Linked DNA regions of Homo sapiens: regions 1, 2, 3, 4, 5 and 7 are each linked to region 6. Evidence: chromatin contacts called from ENCODE Hi-C or POLR2A ChIA-PET data. All regions are on one chromosome and are shown on one strand. The core of a region is the stretch at or near the end of the contact, and the rest is flanking DNA. Distances in the headings are between cores, read along the strand shown.

Region 1 (2,700 bases), core at 4-2,503, 1.9 Mb before region 6:
TGTATGTATTTGAGCCAGGGCCTCGCTCTGCCACGATCAGAGCTCATTGCGGCCTCGAACTTCTGGGCTCAAGAGATCCTCCCGCCTCAACCTCCGAGCAGCTGGAACTACACGTACACGTGACCGCGCCTAGTTTTTCTTTCTTTTCTTTCTCTTTCTTTTCCTTTCTCTCTCTCTCTCTCTTCCCCCCGCCCACCCCCCCCCCTTTTTGGTAGAAACGGGGGTCTCGCTTTTTTGTCCTGGCTGATCTCGAAATCCGAGGCTTCAAGCGACCCTCCCGCCTCCGCCAGAGGAAGAATGTAAACGGGACAGGAATGTGTCTCTGCTCCCCCGCCCTGGCGAGGGACTTGCTAGTATCCTCTATCCAACTGCTGGCTGAATGTGTTCTCTCTAGGAATCGAGGAGGACTGCCTTTCTCGCTGGTTCTATTTCAGTCCCGATCCCACAGCTTCAGTCCAACCGGTTTGCTTTGTTTGATAGGCTGGGCATGAGAGTGAGATTTGGAGCTATCCTCACAGATTCCTGGAAGTTGAACAGATCTCTGATGAGTCCTCTCTTTAGAACTAAACTGATTCCCCCAGGACCTACCAACTTGAGGAATTTTCTGGGAAGCACTTAGGTACCTGTACGGACTTGTCAACAACTGCCATACGTAAGAGACTCTAATTCCAGCTTTACTGTGCATGACCAGAAAGCTTGAAATTGAAATCTTGATGCCATCCCATAGTTAACCGAGATTTTCCAGGTTTATATATAGTTCAGAATTCAAAGTTCTGAAAATCTAAGAGCTTTCACAACTCTGCGCTTTTGCTTCTCCTGAGACGCTTGTCCTGGAATGCTGGTTTCCATTTTGTTCCCTAATAAAAATCTTGTTCATTCTTCAAAGCCCACTTCAAATAGGGTCTTCCCCACCCCACCTCCAAATCTCCCTCTCTCTCTCACATACACACACCCCATTGTATTTTTCCACACTTCATTTTAGCAGGTAACTCTGTGCCCAATAGAAAATTTACTCACTTGGCGGGGCGCGGTAGCTCACGCCTGTAATCTCAGCACTTTGGGAGGCCGAGGCGGGCGGATCACCAGGTCAGGAGATCGAGACCATCCTGGCTAACACGGTGAAACCCCGTCTCTACTAAAAATACAAAAAATTAGCCGGGCGTGGTGGCGGGCGCCGGTAGGCCCAGCTACCTGGAGGCTGAAACAGGAGAATGGCGTGAACCCAGGATGCAGAGCTTGCAGTGAGCCGAGATGGCGCCACTCCACTCCAGCCTGGGCGACAGAGCGAGACTCTGTCTAAAAAAAAAAAAAAAAAAAAAAAAAAGGAAAACTTACTCACAGTATCTGTCTCCTTCATTCCCCAAGTACGGTGAGAAGAATGATGATGATGATAATATTAATAACACGGATTTGGATAATTGGCTGACTGCTTTTGTGTATTATGTTATTGACTCATCGCAACTTTATATAGTAAATACTGTAATACTTTTATTCCCATTTTACAGTTGAGAAAATTGGGATTTGGGGGGTGTTAAGAGGTGAGATTTCTGTCTTGGTCATTTTTCATTTTCCATAGTGACTAGTGTAGTACAAGCCTACTGGCTCTGAATATTTGCAGATTGATTCCTTGACCCTAGCTGTTGACTTTTTTTTTTTTTTTTTTTTTTTTTAGTAGTCTTTCACATTCTCTTTCCTCCTCTTGTCTTGATGCATATTTTGGTTTTGTTATATTTTTTCGACGTTCTCTCTGAGCTGACGAGTAAACGGTAGCAAGTCTGGTGAATAAACAGAACCTACCGTGCCAAAATTAGGGAATTTTTTTTCCTATGGACAATGAATAATAGCTCAGATGAGAAGGAAAGAAACTGGTAGCATTCGAAGAAGAGTTCTTTTTCTCTAATCCAATTAGCTTTATGTGGAAAATGAAAGAAAAGAAAAGAAAAGAAAAAAAGAGGCATTAATCAAGATAAGTTAAGCCAGACAGTTCCTTTCACAGGGGTCCCAACCAGACTGTTTTCTGAAAGCAGAGGCATAAAAACTAATGAAGCAAGAGATTCTTGCTGCACATAGAGGAGACAACGTGTGATATCACGAAAAGAGGGTGCTTTTCAAGAACTGATCACCAGCAGGCCTAGAGGGTTGAATTCCTATGAAACATTAGATTAAAAGGCTTCCGTATATACAGGAATTTTACAAACCATATTACTTTTATGTCTATGTCAAAATAAGATTTCTTAGTCAAATTGATCTTATGTATGTGTCAAAGTTTATTAATTCAAGGACAGAACTGACAAGATGACAAAAGAGTGTCCCATCTCAAGGAAGTTTTGGAAACTGTGAATATATGGAGCCAGGGAAGAGAAGAGAAAGTGCAATTAATTAGAAAAAGTCCTGCTTCATTTAACTGGATCATAACAACATCACATCCTGGCTGGAAGCGGTGGCTCACGCCTGTAATCCCAGCACTTCGGGAGGCTGAGGCGGGTGGGTCTCTTGAGATCAGGAGTTCGAGACCAGCCTGGCCAACATGGTGAAACCGCGTCTCTACTAAAAATACAAAAATTAACCTGGAGTGGTGGCACGTGCCTTTAATCCCAGCTACTCGGGAGGCCGAGACAGGAGAATTGTTTGAACCCGGGAAACGGAGGTTGCAGTGAGCTGAGATCGGGCCACTGCACTCCAGCCTGGGCGACAAAGAGA
Region 2 (2,700 bases), core at 147-2,646, 1.8 Mb before region 6:
TACTTAGCAAGTATATATTCATAATATATTCATTTAGAAAGCAAGTTAGCAAATTATTTACTACACATGACCATTTTTGGAAAATGTATACCATATGAAAGACTAAATATATAAAAATGTTAATAGTTACCTCTGACTAGTGAGATTATGGATGATTTTAATTTTTGACATGTTTGTATGTTCTACAATTTGTGTGTACTTTGCAATTAGAAAAAAATAATTATAGTTAGGGTAAGATTACAGTTGCCATGTTGGGAATCACTTCCTGGACAATTTCCTTCCAATCGAAAGAAAATATACAAATCTCATGTATTGGAGGGAGACTGGGGAACCAGTGTTCACTGTACTTCTCACTACTAATTTTCTCTCTATCAAAAATAGGATATGAAACCAAGGAAGTCTGTGGAAATTAAGATAGAGCCTACTGAAACTCAGTTATTTCTCCATGCAGAAAAGAGACCTAACTTTGCCTTACAAAAAGGAAATTTTTTTTATATTAACAAATACAAAAAGTAAGCTATTAGGACAAAATCTAATTAAAATATCCAACTTTATATTTCCTCTATCTGAACCTCACAGCCCCAAATACAAGAGTTAAGACGGTTGAGTTAAAATGTATTTATTGAACCTCTACCGTGTTTGCCAGGCACTGTTACCTGGACGGCATTGGTCTACACATGTTATTTTAGCGGTGTCGCTGGCCTCTAGGGGCTCTTGTTCTAGTGGGAGGGATGATTTCTGTTTAGTTTCAGGGCTCCATTAAAATTTGTGACCTTGGGGCTTCCCGGCCTGGAGCTCAGATTGCTTGGCGAAGGCTGAGAAACAGAAAAGTGGATCAGGCGATGTGGTGCACTCCCCTTAAAAACTACCGCTGTGTTCCCCGACCTGGCAGTGGTCACTTGGAGCCCATTAATCGGGAACATCCGAGAGCGACAAGGAAGGCCGCGGGCGAGCGCGTCGCTCGCGGAGTTTCCCCGGACCTGGGATCGCCGATCCCTCGGCGCGGACACCAGCCTTGCCCATGTGGTGGTCCCTGTGGAGACCTTCCCAGCCGTTCCCGGCTACCACTTTTAGAGCCCAAGACAAACTTCGACGAGTGGCAAGGCAGTGACAAATGGAACCAAAATAGAGGGGCTAAAAGGGGACCTTCCTATAGAACCGGGGTCTTTTGTTAGGGTTTTGTTTTGTTCCTCACCATCTTCCAAACAATGAAGTCCTGGGGGAGGCTAACCACGATCAAGATTTCAGTAAACATCAGACACTGGAGAGCCGACCCAGCGACCGAAGAAGCAAAAGATCTTCTTTCCTTCCTGAAATCTGGGCAGGCTGGGAGCAAAAAAAAAAAAAAAAAAAACCCGCACACGTTTTTCGAGATGGCGATAACAGTTATAAGGCCCGTAAGAGACTTGATCCAGTTTTATGCAGAAACATTTTCTAGTCCTGCGAACCCTTTTGCTTTTTCAATCCACAAGTGGCTTTCTGCCCTTCTGTTACCAAGCAACCCTGACGTCATCGCGTTTCTGCGTGCGTGCACGACACAGAATCATTGCTTGTTGATCTCTATTTTAGTGCAAAAATCAGGGCTGTTATGCAGTGTGTCAGGATGGCCGAGTGGTCTAAGGCGCCAGACTCAAGCTAAGCTTCCTCCGCGGTGGGGATTCTGGTCTCCAATGGAGGCGTGGGTTCGAATCCCACTTCTGACACATACTTTTCTTTTTCCTCTCCTTACTTTAGAGATATCCTGATCTCAGCAGTAGGCATAAACAATTACCAACGTATATTTTTAAGAATCGGCTTTTAGGTACCGGGCGCGGTGGCTCACGCCTGTAATCCTAGCACTTTGGGAGGCCGAGACGGGTGGATCACGAGGTCAGGAGATCGAGACCATTCTGGCTAACACGGTGAAACCTCGTCTCTACTAAAAATACAAAAAAAATAGCTGGGCGTGGTGGCGGGCGCCTGTAGTCCCAGCTACTCGGGAATGAGGCAGGAGAATGGCGTGAACCCGGGAGGCGGAGCGTGCAGTGAGCCAAGATCGCGCCACTGCACTCCAGCCTGGGGACAGAGCGACACTCCGTCTCAAAAAAAAAAAAAAAAAAAAAGAATTGGCTTTTAAATTTATCTCAAAGGGCTTGTCCAAACTAAAAACATTAAAAGCGGAAGCATCGCGATATTTTTACGAAGCCGCGAGATTTGGGCCAAAAAACGCCTAATTAAAGGCAGAGGTTACTAGCGATTGGTCTCTGTGCTGCAGTGCGAGATAATCCTGATGTCGCGGGATTCGGAACGCAGATAGCTTCCTGCCTCGCCGAGGGAATGGAGAGAAGGGGCTCTGGGCGGGTTCTTTTCCCGCTTCTCGACCAGGCTCACACTCTGTGTCTCAGATCCAAGCCCTCCCCTAGATATTTCCTGGAGCACTTTCCTACCAATCTCACAACGCTGTGGCTCGTGACAGTGCAGTCTCTTTAAAAATCTTACACAGGTCCTCTGCTCTCCTATTTTCAAAACTCATGTAACCAGTTCTCAAAAATGTCTTTCGTAAATTATGCACATTCACACTCGTTTTGGCATCTGATCATTACCGTTTTGTCAGTCAAAATTGAGTACCATTTTAACCATTGAATGAAATATGAAAGCTGTACGTTCCTCTCGCAAATGTAATCACCGTGAAAAATTTATTGTATTTTTTACATTTCTTTT
Region 3 (2,700 bases), core at 136-2,635, 1.2 Mb before region 6:
CTTAACATGTATTATCTGTCTTCTCTATTTCTATTGCTACTGCCTTGATTCAGGCCCTCACTCTCTCTACCCTGGATTCTTGTAGTAGTCTCCTAGCTGGTCTCCCTGCCTGTAGTCTCATTTCCTTACAGTCCATCCCCACATGGCTGCCAAGATAACATTTCTAGATGTAAATTTGATCAGACTGCTCAAATTCCTTGGTTAGGGATCCAAAAAAAGTAAGAGCTGGTGCCCCTGCCACATATACCACTCTCCAGTCATGCTGATCAGCCCAGTTCTTTGGATGTACCAAAGGATTTCACCCCAGTTCTGCTTTTGTACATTTGATTCCCTCTCCCAGAAATTTATTTCCTTTGCTCCTTTTCCAGTGTACACTGGCAGATTCCTGCTGAGTCTTGTTTTGCCCCATTAGTTTTCCTCTCTCTTCCACGCCACGAATTCAAACTAATACATACATTTATTTCCTACATACGTACTTAGCATGTTCCAGAGGCTATTCTCATCGATTTACAAGCACTTATTTTATTTTACTTCATTTCACATGCACGTCTGTTTTACGCAGTTACTTGTTTACACGCTCTTCTTCTAGACTTTGGGATTCCAGAAGACAGAGGTTTGAGTGTAAAACACAAAATAACAAAACCACAACAAAAACAACTCTGTATTCTCGTCCCCACCATTACCATCTCTCCTTTGTGATGTCAAAGAGACCAGAGGAAGTGGACAGACTCGGGGAAGAATAGGTAAGTATTAGAGACAGAAAAAGTATGAAGTCCCTTCTGTGAGGACTAACAATAGTGATGCCATTTTACAACCTTGATGACTGTGTTCTCAAGAAACAAAGCAAATGTCAACCCCGTCCATAGCTTCAACAGAGCATAACAGCTCTAACCGCAACAGAGCCTAACGGCCCTAACCACATCTGTCCCCAGTTGGAAAGTGTCCAAACAGTTCCAACTAGCCAGCACTTCCCCAACCCCTCCCCAACAGAAACTTTATTATAAAAGCCTCAGCTTGTAAGCGATCAGGATCTCAGCCAGATTCCTAACTGGAACTCTTCGCAGGCTTTTCCTGTAAATAAACCTGTTTGGCCGTGGAATTGCCTCCTGTTACTCGCTCTCTACGTTTATATCTTCCTAACACCTTCCGGCTCTAATGTTTTGGGTCTCGATGACCATCTAACTCCTAAATGCTGGGGGCCGCTCCCCATAGAAATGCCTCGCCGGATTTCTCCGCCTCGCACCCAGTGGGACTGGGATTTTTGGCCCCGGGGTTTGCAATAAGGGAGTCACCAAGCAGCAGCCACCTCTGGAATTCCTAGAAAGGAAAGAGTTGCCTGGCTTCAGCCAGTGGGCTCAGAACGGCTGACGCATTTCCGGCCTTTGCGGTTGATCGGTCATTGGGGTGCTGCAGCCCCGCCACCTGTTCCGTAGCTTGCCGGTGCCCCGAAGGTGAGTCTTGGCCCCTTGTCGCGACCCGCCAGGTTCCCAGAAGATTTCAGGTCTGTGCCTTGGAGTAGGCGGGGAGGGAACGTCTGCGCAGGCGTGACCCCCGCCCCTACACATTCACTGGCCTGAAGCCCCCGTGGAGTAGGTGGAGGTCCCGCCCCTTATCCTGAAGATTAAACAGCCTTTCTTTGTCTGAGATAACGCCCGGAGTTCTTTGTCCTGCCTCCAAGACGATAAAGGAGCGCAGACACAAAGGTGAGGTTAGAGCGAAAGTTTAATAAGCGAAAGGAAAAAGCTCTCTGCCAGCAGAGAAGGGGTCCCGACCGGGAGTACCCATTATGGGGCCCGTTCTGGGGTTTTTATGGACTGGAAAGGAGAGGGAATGCGCTTAGTCTGCGGGCTGTCCTGGCGAACGCTTGACTCAGCTTGGTCCGGGACCAATCAGGAGCTGAAATGATGATTCATAGCTGCTGCTTAGCTTGGCCCAGGACCTATCAGAAGCCGAAGTGAAAGTTTGGCCCCGGACCAATCAGGGGCTGAGGTGATGATTCACAGAAGCTGGGCTTATAGTCCTAATAAAGGAAAGTAGAGCGCCTGCCGGAACCTACCAGAACCCACCGTGTCCATACCCACAAAAGGAGAAGAAACTTTTCCTGGGAACCTGCTGACTATACAAAGGACAAAGGCATTATGTGTCAGGCCTTGTTCCCTTATCTGAGTGAGCTGGAGGTTCTGTGCAAGTTTTTATCCAAATGGGCCCGAGGTTTTTCTATCTATGCAGCCGTGGGCATATCTCTAGGCACAACACCCTGTGCTAGTTCCCTTATCGGTGCCTGCAACCTGATTTTTTCCCCAGGCTTAGTTTTATGTTATGTGGGGATAAGACACTAAATCATGGGCGGGGGCAGGCTCTCCAGGGACCCTTCCCTTGCTATCCACCTAAGGCAAGCTAGGTAGCCCTTTCACAGGGTGGTGGGAGAGACCCCTAGAGAGGTCGGAGCTTTGCGGCGAAACCGAGGTCCAGAGGTAGAGAAGGGTCTCTCCCTGTCAAAAGCCTTATTTCCTATATACACGTAATTTTTATTTAATAAGTCAACATTATGCAATGTTTGTCGCATATGTTTTCTTTAAATATTGTAAAAACCACCAACCTCATAACTTGTCACCTCTAGTTTCTAATGCATCTCTAAAAATTGGGGACATTTCCCTACATAACCACAAGATTATTAGCACACCCAACTAAGTGTAGGCG
Region 4 (2,700 bases), core at 97-2,596, 1.0 Mb before region 6:
ATTACTCCAGTATGTACCTTCCTCTCAGTTTTGTGCGTACATGTCTGTATTAAGTTGGTGAGCACTTTGTGGATACAGACTGATTTTTACATAGTCTCCTTAAAGAACACCTAGTCAAGTTTACATGAGTTTAAAAGGCAATCTTTAAAGCTTCCTCTGGATTTTAAATACTGTAATCCTGTGAGATGCTGAAGGCACAACTCAATTTTAACAGTATTATTTTTTCAATAGTTGTGGAAGGAATGTATTCTTCCTTCAGACTATGTCTAATTTGAGAAATGTTTGGGAACTGAAAACAAAACAAAAAAGACATTTTCCAGGATTTAAAATCCAAGAAAAAGTAGGTGAAGCCAATACTATGCTTTGTTATCTCAAATTGCATTAGCTGAAAGTTTTAATTAACATCTATCACATTTTACATTTAAACAACAGAAATTCAAAACATGTATGTATTTGCTAAAACAATGATTGCTACGTAAATATACTCAACGGAACTAACAAACAACAGAAATATGTTTTTAAAGGTGGTGGTGGCAGTCAAAGTAGCCTGACAAAAATTACTCATGACTAACCAGAGTTTTGGAAATGGGGCCCTCCCAGAGTTCCTCGTTGGCTAACTTCAGTTTGCTTTAACAAATGAAATAGGCATTCTGATAATGTTGAATTCTGAATTACCCTGAAATTAAAAAAAAAAAAAAACTTTCGTACAATTATCTAGTCAACACACCACCAGTTTCTGAATACACTAAAGAAAGAAGAGTAACAGCAAAAATTGGTTTCCATGGATAAACGGGGCTTCCAAAAGCAAAATATGTCTTTTTTAAAAACTGAGAATTTTGTTGTGACCTAAACGCAAAAGAGCGCTAAGTGAAAACAATTCAGACTCTGGAAATAGTTGGATAAAAAATAACATGGGGGGGGCGTTCCCCATTTTAAGATAAACAAGATCGACTACAAAAACATACCACAACACGATTATCTATGAAGAAAGCTTCATAAAAGGTTCCCTCGCAAAAAGTTCAAGGGCAATTCGTGGGGACGTACTCTGCCTGCAACAGCAACTAAGGCGTCAGAATCGGTCCGCGGCGCCGAACACCGCACAGGCCCCTCTCCGGACCCCTCAGGCCAGTCCTCAGCTGCGGCCTGGACCAGCCACAAAGCACCCACTTTCCTCCGGCCCAGAGCCCGACCGTACTCACTGTGAGTTGCAGAGGCGCCCCGTCGTGGGGAAGGGAGGCTGCAACGGATAAACAGACTCGAAGGAAGGTCGGGGAGTAAAGGCGATGAAAGCTGTACTCGGACCAGGCCCCTCCGGCCACTAACTTCTAAATCTGCGGAGGCACAACACCGGCCAGCACGCATCTTGCCCCAAAGGCACTTCCGGAAGCTCTCTAGGAGTCCTGGAGGTCTACAAGCTCTATGGTCGGCCGACTGAGGGTACCGGAGTACCACGCCCCTCACCTGCTGTGTGCTGTGCCTCGGGTTCCTCCCGCGTCTGCGTGCCTCAGGCTTGCGCTGTCGCTGGGGCAGTGAACGTGCTGGGGAATAACGGACCTTGGTGTCCCCTCCGCCTTGTGTGCCCATGCAGCTCCGCGCGCTCGCTGTCAATAGTAACGGTCCCCTGGGGGTAGATATCGGACGTGGGGAGGCTGGAGCTGTGAATAGGAGGCTGGGAAAGTGTTGGAGGAGGGAGCACTTCATGGATCCTTAGGATTCCAACTGGATTCGCGTTTGGCTCCGTTACATACCCTGTACTTTACTGTTCTCGATTCATAAACATATCCAGACCTCTCACATAGAGTACAAACTTCATGAGGAATTCCTGCTAATCACAGTTCATAGTTTTGTGAAATCCCTATGGCATGGCACTTAGGAATAGCATATTTTATTAAGTATTCAAAAAAATCGTAATTAAATATATATTCTTTTTGGATCTTTACATATTTCCCACTCTTTCCTATCTTAATGAATTTCTATCGCTTACAGCATCTGCTTTGCTGCTTAGCTGTTTTAATGCTAAACCTATGATGTAAGCTTGAAGAGTAGACCCTAGGTTTAATACCACAAGATATGGGGAACAAATCTATGTTCATTCTTTCTTTGTTAGTCTTTTTTTCTTTTTTTGCCTTTTTTTTTTTTTTTTGAGACAGGGTCTCTATTGCAGAGTGTAGTGGTGTGATCATAGCTCACGGCAGACTCAACCTTCTGGGCTCAAGCAGTCTTCCCACCTTAGCCCCCCAAGTAGCTGGGACTACAGGTGTGCACCACCCTCAGCTTAAAAAAGAAAATTTGTAGAAACGGGGTGGCGGGGCGGGGCGGGGGTCTCACTATGTTGCCCAGGCTGGTCTTGAACTCCTGGGCTCAAGTGATCCTCCTGCCTCAGTCTCCCAAAGTCCTCGGATTACAGGCATGAGACACCACCCTGGCCCTGTGTTCATTCTTTACAGACCTGTTGCATTAGAGCTTTTTAACTTTTGAGACTAATAGGATTTCAGGGGTGGAGGTTGTGGCAAGTGTTATTTTTTGTTGTTTAAGTCTCATGTATTTATTTCCTTCAGCACCTTTCCCAACCACCTATTATTGAGTTCTCAGGGCTCCTCCAATTTTCACCTTAATTTCCCTCTTTATCTGCTCCTGCTGGTAGCCACCACCAACATTTCTATCCCTTCCCAATTACTAACTCCCCAATATTTTGCGTAC
Region 5 (2,700 bases), core at 28-2,527, 1.1 Mb before region 6:
GATCTAGAAAAGTACTTAGATTCAAGTTCACTTATAAGGATACTTCATGGGCAGTGCCCCCTACCTTCTGTGGTAGCTCATCAAGAGAAAGATATTTTGTAGTATTTTTCATTTGCAACAGTCTTTGGGACTTCTCATTTTCTTAAGTTATGTTATTTCTTAATCCTTGGAATGTAGAGGCATAGGCAAAGAAAGAAAAACTCAAGAAAGTACTGACATGATATTTTTTCCCCTCATAAACTACTGAACTTGCATTTTGTAGCTTCTCCATTCCACTGGGCAGAAAGGGGCTTACTGAAGTGTCCAGTCAAATAACTTACAGTCAATTATGGCTTAAAATCGAGTCCCATCTAGTTCAAAGAATTCTCAGGGCTTTCTTCTATTATAGGATAGGCCTAGTTTATCACATGCCAGGCACTGTTCTAAGCACTTTACACAAGAGTGCTCACAACATTATCTAATCCCTAGTAATGCCTACAACATCCCTATCTACTATTACTTTCCCTATTTACAGATTGGAAAAGTCGGGCACAGGGAGGGTAAGCCAGGATTACACAGGTAACCTGGCTACCTGCGTATCTAGCCACTGTGCTTGACTGTGATTGGGGGCTGGGAAGAAACAGGAAGGAAGAAAGCAGAAGAGAATGGGGTCCCTGAAGCCAGAGACTAGAGAGTTTCTGGAGGTGGAGAGCAGCATAAGCCTGATTGCCAGAGAAGCAGCCATGGAATGTGCAAAGTGGTGAGTGGGGGAGTGGGACAGTGTGTTGAGGATTAGTGGGAGGTGAGGGCTACAGTCAGGGTCGGGAGGAGTAGTCTGGCCTTAAGGAGGAGGAAAAAAAGTGACAGATTAAGGGGGTGAGTGGGGAAGGACCAAGGGCAGCCACTGCTCGCTCCAGGCAAGTGCCTGGTGATGTGTTCTGCTGCTTTGATGTTTCTGAGAGAGACTAAAGGTCCCCCTGCCAGGGTTCTTGGGGCTCTGGGGAACCCCTGCTTTCCAGCTCAATTTTAGTGTCAATTTTATGCCAGCTGCTTAAGCAAGCTTTACATAGGAAAGAAATATGAGCCGCAGCGGCATCCTTCCAGGATTTAAAGGCTCAGTCCTATTTCTTATGATCCAAGGTCTGTCATCCTTTCCTTCTCTATCCCTTAACTGCCTTCCCTTGCGTGGAGGTAAGGACAGGGTAGCTAATGGGTTAATTCGGAGACAACCACCGAGAGAAGCTTCCTAGAGCGCCCAGGAAGTGGCCTTAGTTCCCATCGAGACTTCCTGTGCCCCAGCCTCAACTTCCCTCCTATGTCTGGAGAGTGATCACTTTCACTCCCAAAGACATCCTTTGGTGATACTTACTGTGGGATTCAGAGTGGGGTGCAGAGGACGACCCTGCAAAGGCACGGACTATAAGAGAGATCTGTGCAGCTGCGCCTCAGGGGGTGTCCTGGGCCCCTGGGCATGACAGGAGGGGGACCACTTGCAGTTCTACTGGAAAATTTACCACCCTTCCAGAATCCTCTGAAGATATACAGGTCGCAACTAGAGTGAGACCCGAGTACTGCCTTGGGTCAGAATGGCTAGAGAACCGAGAAAAAACGCAGCCCTGGACGCCCAGTCTGCAGAAGACCAGACGGGGCTCCTGACCGTGAAGGTGGAGAAGGAGGAAGCCTCCGCCTTGACGGCGGAGGTGAGAGCACCCTGCAGCCCTGCTCGGGGCCCCGAACGCTCCCGCCAGCGCTTCCGAGGCTTCCGCTACCCGGAGGCTGCGGGCCCCCGCGAGGCGTTGAGCCGGCTCCGAGAACTCTGCGGACAATGGCTGCAGCCTGAGATGCACAGCAAGGAGCAGATCCTGGAGCTGCTGGTGCTGGAGCAGTTCCTGACCATCCTGCCGGGGAATCTGCAGAGCTGGGTGCGGGAGCAGCATCCAGAGAGCGGGGAGGAGGTGGTGGTGCTATTGGAGTATTTGGAGAGGCAGCTGGATGAGCCGGCGCCGCAGGTAGAAAGAACAGGTTTAGTATCTGAGCGCTGTGGTCTGTTTCCTCCTGAAATCCCAGATCGGAGCGAGGGGCATTCCTTTAAGGTCCAGGAGTTCTTCATCTCTTTTTGTACTGTGAACCTCCTTGGCAGTAAGGTGAAGTCCCTGGACTCCTTCTCAGAATTATATTTTTAAATATATAAAGAAACTATAAAGGATTACAAAAGAACACAACTATATTGACATACAGTTAGCAAAGAATTAAATTTGTATTAAAGTCATATATGTGGATTTTTATTACTGCACTAAATAATAAGACCTAGGGACAGGGCTTATAATTGGCAATTTCAAAATGGCGATAAGCATCTATTTGCCTGGTTGTAATGTGGTGTGAAAACGTGCAGGTTTTGTTGGTGACAAAGTCCTGGGTACTGCTTATGCTACCTTGATTTGTTGCTTCCATTCATAATTGAAGGAAATGTTAACTCTCTCTTAAAGACCAGTAAAAATAAGATTAGTTTTTGTCCTTTCTAAGTTCATGGACCACTTGGGAGAAAGTCCATGGACCACTGGTTATGAACCTCTGGTAGAAAGTGGGCCTATTTTTACCTCCATGTTCTTCCCTGTTTTATGAGGGACTGTTTCCTCTTTGCATCGTCCTGTGTCCCTGTGCACACAACTTCAGAGGACCTGTGTGGCCAAATCTTCTAACTGGTGAGCTGGATACCAAGGT
Region 6 (2,700 bases), core at 116-2,615:
ATCCCAGTATTTTACTCACTTCATTTTAAAGGAATACTTTGCAACATGCAGTAGGGTGGGTAAGAGAATGCTTCACAGCTATCCATCAGGAAAGATGTGAGTCTCTGACAGAGCCTTTGCAGGGAGGTGGACTATTGTGTCACAAAGTTCTTCAGCCTCGCTCTCGTGCAGCGGCGTCACCGCCGAGCTCTCGCAGGAGCGGCAGCTTGCTGATCAGCAGCTCGGAGTTCTGGTAGCGCCGAACGTCGCGCAGGGCCACTGTGCCGGGCACGTAGCGGCGGGACTTCTTCATGCCGCCCTGGCCCGCGTGGAACAGCTGTCTGCTAAATTCTAGCCCGGGCGATAACTCTTTTGGGCCAAAGTGCTTCAAGAACTCACGAAGCCACTGGTGCTCTGTGGACACACACTGATTAAGTTTAAAATTAAGTAATGGCCTAAGAGATTTGTTCACATCTTAACTTTTAAGCGTGGTAAAATCTGGACCACCTTCCCTCTAGTTTTTCTTTTAAATCTGCGGTGTTCGCTACACTGTTTTCAAAAAGATGGGTAATTTATGACTAGAGTCTTGTCCATGTCTCACTTTCTTTCACATGGAATAAATGTTAAGTTCTTTTAGAGAAGACGTGGGTGGCCCTGAAAAGAGCCGTTGGTTTGGACTCGATTTTACTTGAGCTGCCACAAACTAGTACAGATAGTTACTTGCCCTTCGCCTTGTGGTGGCTCTCAGTCTTTTTGGGCAGTAGCACGGCCTGAATGTTGGGCAGGACACCGCCCTGTGCGATGGTGACTTTGCCCAGCAGCTTGTTGAGCTCCTCGTCGTTGCGGATGGCCAGTTGGAGATGACGCGGGATGATGCGGGTCTTCTTGTTGTCGCGGGCCGCGTTGCCCGCCAGTTCCAGGATCTCGGCGGTCAGGTACTCCAGCACCGCTGCCAGATACACCGGCGCGCCGGCCCCGACCCGCTCGGCATAGTTGCCTTTGCGGAGCAGGCGGTGCACTCGGCCCACGGGGAACTGGAGACCGGCCCTAGAAGAGCGAGTCTTGGCCTTAGCGCGGGCTTTGCCTCCCTGCTTGCCACGTCCAGACATAGCGAGCGCAACTCACTACGAGCAACCACAAAGTGAACGGGAAAGGCGGCGCTTTTTATAAACACTATTGGGCGCGAAAAAGAAGACGTGTTGTTGGTTAGGGCTGCAGTTTAATTTCAACCAATAGTAGTGCGTCTTCTGGATTTGCGAATCCTGATTGGGCAGACCTGACCTCTGACGTTACCCTGAATAACTACCAATCAGACACAAGACTTCAACTCTTCACCTTATTTGCATAAGCGATTCTATATAAAAGCGCCTTGTCATACCCTGCTCACGCTGTTTTTCCTTTTCGTTGGCGCTTTATAGCTACACAGTGCTATGCCAGAGCCAGCGAAGTCTGCTCCCGCCCCGAAAAAGGGCTCCAAGAAGGCGGTGACTAAGGCGCAGAAGAAAGACGGCAAGAAGCGCAAGCGCAGCCGCAAGGAGAGCTATTCCATCTATGTGTACAAGGTTCTGAAGCAGGTCCACCCTGACACCGGCATTTCGTCCAAGGCCATGGGCATCATGAATTCGTTTGTGAACGACATTTTCGAGCGCATCGCAGGTGAGGCTTCCCGCCTGGCGCATTACAACAAGCGCTCGACCATCACCTCCAGGGAGATCCAGACGGCCGTGCGCCTGCTGCTGCCTGGGGAGTTGGCCAAGCACGCCGTGTCCGAGGGTACTAAGGCCGTCACCAAGTACACCAGCGCTAAGTAAACAGTGAGTTGGTTGCAAACTCTCAACCCTAACGGCTCTTTTAAGAGCCACCCATGTTCTCAAAGAAAGAGCTGGTGCTTGTATTCCTCCTCTGCTGGCCACTGACAAACCCTTGTAACTTGCTACTGTGTTTTTTGGTCTGAAGTAGAGCAGTTATTTAACTAATCCTTAGTGACTTTTTTTTTTTAGATCTGCCATTCTAATCTTAGAGTTAAGTAAGGAGATGGGAAATTTTCTATTATAAGTTCGAAACCAATTAAAATACGTTAGAAACCAATTAAAATACTCGTCGGTCCCCCGTCGGTTAGTGATTTGGAACAGTGCCAAGTTGCAGCGGTTGTCAGTTTGAATTTGCCCGGGCAACGCCCGCCCTTCCTCTGCATCCTGATTGGTTGTTGTATCCAGGAAGTCCACGGTCGGCTTGGGTGCGCCAAAGGAATCCAAACCCCGCCTTTATTTGGCCTTCCTTACAAACTCAGTAAACTGTCAGTTTCTCATTCTTTAGTATTTTATCGCTTTCGGGAAGGAGATTTATTTCTAATTAGTTTTCGTTGGATAGAGCGTTTTTTTTTTTAAAGGGACCCTTTATGGCAACATAATCAGTTTTTTTTTTTTTGAGAAGGAGACTTCCTCTGTCGCCCAGACTGGAGTGCGGTGGCGCGATCTCAGCTCACTGCAGCCTCCGCCTCCCGGGTTCCAGCGATTCTCCTGCTTCACCCTTCCGTGTAGCTGGGATTACAGGCATGCGCCACCATGCCCGGATAATTTTTGTATTTTTAGTAGAGATGGGGTTTCACCATGTTGGCTAGGCTGGTCTCGAACTGACTTCAGGTGATCCACTAGCCTCAGCCTTAAAGTGCTAGGATTACAGGCATGAGCCATCAAGCCCGGCTACAACGGAATTTGAATG
Region 7 (2,700 bases), core at 33-2,532, 1.1 Mb after region 6:
TAGAAACTACTATGAACACAATAGAGCAGAAGTAGCCTTAAGAGTTGGTGGAGAAAGGATGGTCTATTCAATTACCTGGGCTGAGAAACTGGCTTTCATATGGAATAAAAATAAAATTATAGCTATACCCCATATCATACACAAAAGTTTCTACATCTAACAAAGACACAGATAGAAAATGTTTTAAAATTTTAGAAGAAAATAGTGCAGAATTTTAGTGCAGAATTTCTTAGACTAGATGCAAAAACAAAAATGATTAAAGTGGCCAGGCACGGTGGCTTATGCCTGTAATCTCAGCACTCTGGGAGGCCGAGGTAGGTGGATTAGTGGAGGTCATGATTTCGAGACCAGCCTGGACAACATAGTGAAACCCCATCTCTACTAAAATACAAAAATTGGTAGGGTGTGGTGGCTCACGCTTTTAATCCCAGCTACTTGGGAGTCTGAGGCAGGAGAATCACTTGAACCTGGGAGGCAGAGGTTGCAGTGAGGGGAGATGGCGCCACTGCACTCCAGCCTGAGCAACACAGCGAGACTCTGTCTCAAAAAAATCTAAAAATAAAAAGATTATTTTTAAAAGACTATTTTAAACAAAAAAAATCGTTTAAATGATATGACACACTACATCTAATATTTGGAAAAGTACTTCTTAATACTTTTAATAAAAAGAGGCGCTGAGAGCATACAACCTATCCTCAGAAGAGTGTTTGACCTCTAGGAGGGACGCAAGCGCGTTCTTCCTTCATTTTAACTGGTCATTTTCATTTATTTCAGGAACATCTGAAGTAAACACAGTCACACGTTAACCTTTAAAAATCTAGGAGGTGCGTACGCATAGTTCCATTACTTCAATTTTTGTACTTTTGCATTTTAAAATATCACAGGGAAGCTCGGTACAGCTTCAAGGCTAGGAGGGGTGGCTCTCTCTTAAGCCCTGTCCCCGCCAGCCCCAGACCTCTCGTCCCGCCCCCATTGCCCAGTCCCCACCCTCACTTCCCCATTTCCCCACTCCCGCGGTCTCTTAACGCACCTCGTTTTTCGTCCAGTGGACTCAGACCTGTAGTCTTCCACCAGGATCGGCTCCTTTCCCGGAGCTCTCGCTCTTAGAGGAAATTGAGAGAAGCATCAGCGGAGACCCATCTGTGGCTCTCCAGAGGGCGCGGCATTCAGACCCCAGATCCAGCTGTGAGAACGGACCCCAGGCTCACACCAGGCCTGCGGGAGGCGGCCCACCAGAGGCGCTAGAAAACAAGCCTCGCGGGGAGGCGCGCAGGGCGACTGCAAGCTGTAGGGGGCGCTGGCGCCCTCACAGGCCAGGGGCAGGGCCGGCGCTGCGGGCGGGGCTCCTGCGGCGTGAGGGGCGGCCCCAGGCCAGCAGCTGCGCCCTGGCTGGGAGCCGGGGAGCATTTGCTGCTCTGCTGGACCCTGAGTCTGGCGGCGGGCGGCCTCCTCTCCGCTCCCCGCCCGCCATCCCCCAACTCCCGATCTCTCTGCTGCGTCTGGCCTCAGGCTGAGACCCCAACGAATCATTCCCCGCATGGGAACATTTTATGATATAACTGAATTCAGTTTTATGTATAACTGAATTACGGATATGAGAATCTCAAATGAGGACGAATGGTTTTTACGCACAAAACATGAGACACAAATCTGTAAGAAATATAAAGTCGTGACCACGTCCTTTCAGAACTTTAACCTGTTTGCTGAAGTACGTCAGTAACAATGGCAGGGAAAGGGTATCTTAAATTTCACCACAGCCTCAAAGAGGCCATTTCGTGGATCCGCTGAGGCTTGGAGTCGGCCTTCTGACCACGAGTCCTGCGGCTATGAAAGAGGAAGCCGCGGTTCAGGGCGTCCTCGCGAGTCGTGCAGCCCGCCCTGCTCCAGCTGGGGACACCGGTGGTCACGGCGCTTTCCAGCTGCAGATCCAGGCGGCAGCCCAAGATTTGGTCCAGCCGCCAAGGGGTGGCTCGAGTGACTGACGGGCCTTGAACGCTCCCAGGACCCACATCTGGAGAGGGAGGTGGGGGTGGGGTGCTGAAGTCATTCTTGGGGCCCCTGGGGGCGGGCATGGACCTGGGTAAGGCCAGAGAAATTGACACCTCGTGACATCCCTGGAAGAGAAGTACGTTCAGTGTCACTCCAGAGCTGAAACCGCCTTCTGGCTGGTCCCTCCTCACCTACATACTTTTCTAATTTGTCTGGAGCAGGCCGGGCATCTGTATTATCTGGTTATTTAAATATCTGGTTATTTAAAAGCTCTCCATTAAATTCACATACACGAAAATAAAAATTAAAAAAAATTTTAAAAAAAAGAAACAAAAGCTCTCTAATGACCAAGTCCTACACGATAGTGAATAAATTTTTTTGTGTGGTCCCTAAAATTGAGTTCATGCCTTTTCTGAAGTAATAGACGCCCAGAGAAGGGATCGACTTACCCATCATGCCACAGAGATTAATTGGCCCCAGAATTCTTTAGCAGACCGTGTATATGAACGTCCTTTGCAATCATATAAATTAACTGGGAAAACCTCATTTAGTATGTTACATGCCTAGCGTTTTGTGCCTGAACACCTTACAAGAACCAGGGACTATTGCCCCAATATTATATTTCAGGAAAGGAAGGCCCAGACAAATGGTGTCACTGGTCCACTTTCACCCAGTTGGTAAATGAAACCAGAAATTATAGCTGTACCACAG

Evidence for each region. A loop is a pair of places that touch in the nucleus more often than their neighbours do. ChIA-PET counts read pairs that join two places held with the same protein, here RNA polymerase II (POLR2A). Pooled maps may share reads with other maps.
Region 1: a map of CD4-positive, alpha-beta T cell shows a loop between it and region 6 (5-fold over the local background). The contact joins the promoter of HCG15 here to the promoter of H2BC11 in region 6. A Hi-C loop is called at or near these places in 3 of 168 maps with a recorded cell type or tissue (CD4-positive, alpha-beta T cell, ascending aorta and sigmoid colon) and 17 of 50 pooled maps. POLR2A ChIA-PET finds 5 or more read pairs at or near these places in 2 of 52 experiments (activated B cell and activated CD4-positive, alpha-beta T cell).
Region 2: a map of sigmoid colon shows a loop between it and region 6 (3-fold over the local background). The contact joins the promoter of HCG14 here to the promoter of H2BC11 in region 6. A Hi-C loop is called at or near these places in 3 of 168 maps with a recorded cell type or tissue (CD4-positive, alpha-beta memory T cell, naive thymus-derived CD4-positive, alpha-beta T cell and sigmoid colon) and 18 of 50 pooled maps. POLR2A ChIA-PET finds 5 or more read pairs at or near these places in 15 of 52 experiments (CD4-positive, alpha-beta T cell, CD4-positive, alpha-beta memory T cell, CD8-positive, alpha-beta T cell and 11 more).
Region 3: a map of CD14-positive monocyte shows a loop between it and region 6 (4-fold over the local background). The contact joins the promoter of ZSCAN31 here to the promoter of H2BC11 in region 6. A Hi-C loop is called at or near these places in 5 of 168 maps with a recorded cell type or tissue (CD14-positive monocyte, aorta, ascending aorta and 2 more) and 18 of 50 pooled maps. POLR2A ChIA-PET finds 5 or more read pairs at or near these places in 2 of 52 experiments (K562 and activated T-cell).
Region 4: a map of naive thymus-derived CD4-positive, alpha-beta T cell shows a loop between it and region 6 (4-fold over the local background). The contact joins the promoter of ZKSCAN8 here to the promoter of H2BC11 in region 6. A Hi-C loop is called at or near these places in 1 of 168 maps with a recorded cell type or tissue (naive thymus-derived CD4-positive, alpha-beta T cell) and 10 of 50 pooled maps. POLR2A ChIA-PET finds 5 or more read pairs at or near these places in 1 of 52 experiments (Panc1).
Region 5: a pooled map shows a loop between it and region 6 (3-fold over the local background). The contact joins the promoter of ZKSCAN4 here to the promoter of H2BC11 in region 6. A Hi-C loop is called at or near these places in 4 of 50 pooled maps. POLR2A ChIA-PET finds 5 or more read pairs at or near these places in 4 of 52 experiments (B cell, BJ, T-cell and 1 more).
Region 7: a map with no recorded cell type shows a loop between it and region 6 (10-fold over the local background). The contact joins the promoter of LINC02980 here to the promoter of H2BC11 in region 6. A Hi-C loop is called at or near these places in 1 of 37 single-sample maps with no recorded cell type and 5 of 50 pooled maps. POLR2A ChIA-PET finds 5 or more read pairs at or near these places in 7 of 52 experiments (BJ, CD4-positive, alpha-beta T cell, GM10248 and 4 more).

Annotation. Positions count from the first base shown.
Region 1 is chr6:28,983,302-28,986,001 of GRCh38, reverse strand. HCG15 (HLA complex group 15) reads right to left here and starts at 1,253. Exons shown (of 3, transcript NR_135289.2): 1 at 1,018-1,253.
Region 2 is chr6:28,895,226-28,897,925 of GRCh38, reverse strand. It overlaps HCG14 (HLA complex group 14), which reads right to left and starts at 1,396. Exons shown (of 2, transcript NR_104117.1): 1 at 1,196-1,396; 2 at 606-815. TRL-CAA1-1 (tRNA-Leu (anticodon CAA) 1-1) reads left to right here and starts at 1,598; the gene lies at 1,598-1,703. RefSeq lists enhancers at 1,084-1,719, 2,355-2,700 and a silencer at 2,130-2,293.
Region 3 is chr6:28,334,833-28,337,532 of GRCh38, reverse strand. ZSCAN31 (zinc finger and SCAN domain containing 31) reads left to right here and starts at 1,385. Exons shown (of 4, transcript NM_030899.5): 1 at 1,385-1,451. RefSeq lists an enhancer at 1,720-1,839.
Region 4 is chr6:28,140,529-28,143,228 of GRCh38, reverse strand. It overlaps ZKSCAN8 (zinc finger with KRAB and SCAN domains 8), which reads right to left and starts at 1,346. Exons shown (of 6, transcript NM_006298.4): 1 at 1,200-1,346. RefSeq lists enhancers at 1,085-1,204, 1,215-1,334.
Region 5 is chr6:28,250,846-28,253,545 of GRCh38, reverse strand. It overlaps ZKSCAN4 (zinc finger with KRAB and SCAN domains 4), which reads left to right and starts at 1,277. Exons shown (of 5, transcript NM_019110.5): 1 at 1,277-1,988. The coding sequence starts at 1,566. RefSeq lists enhancers at 1,469-1,518, 1,649-1,718.
Region 6 is chr6:27,131,460-27,134,159 of GRCh38, reverse strand. It overlaps H2BC11 (H2B clustered histone 11), which reads left to right and starts at 1,365. Exons shown (of 1, transcript NM_021058.4): 1 at 1,365-1,844. The coding sequence starts at 1,410. The coding sequence ends at 1,790. H2AC11 (H2A clustered histone 11) reads right to left here and starts at 1,117. Exons shown (of 1, transcript NM_021064.5): 1 at 625-1,117. The coding sequence starts at 1,088. The coding sequence ends at 696. RefSeq lists enhancers at 435-950, 646-985, 951-1,464, 1,596-1,665, 1,676-1,745 and 1 more.
Region 7 is chr6:25,991,249-25,993,948 of GRCh38, reverse strand. It overlaps LINC02980 (long intergenic non-protein coding RNA 2980), which reads right to left and starts at 1,282. Exons shown (of 3, transcript NR_186645.1): 1 at 1,031-1,282. RefSeq lists an enhancer at 964-1,173 and a silencer at 1,164-1,473.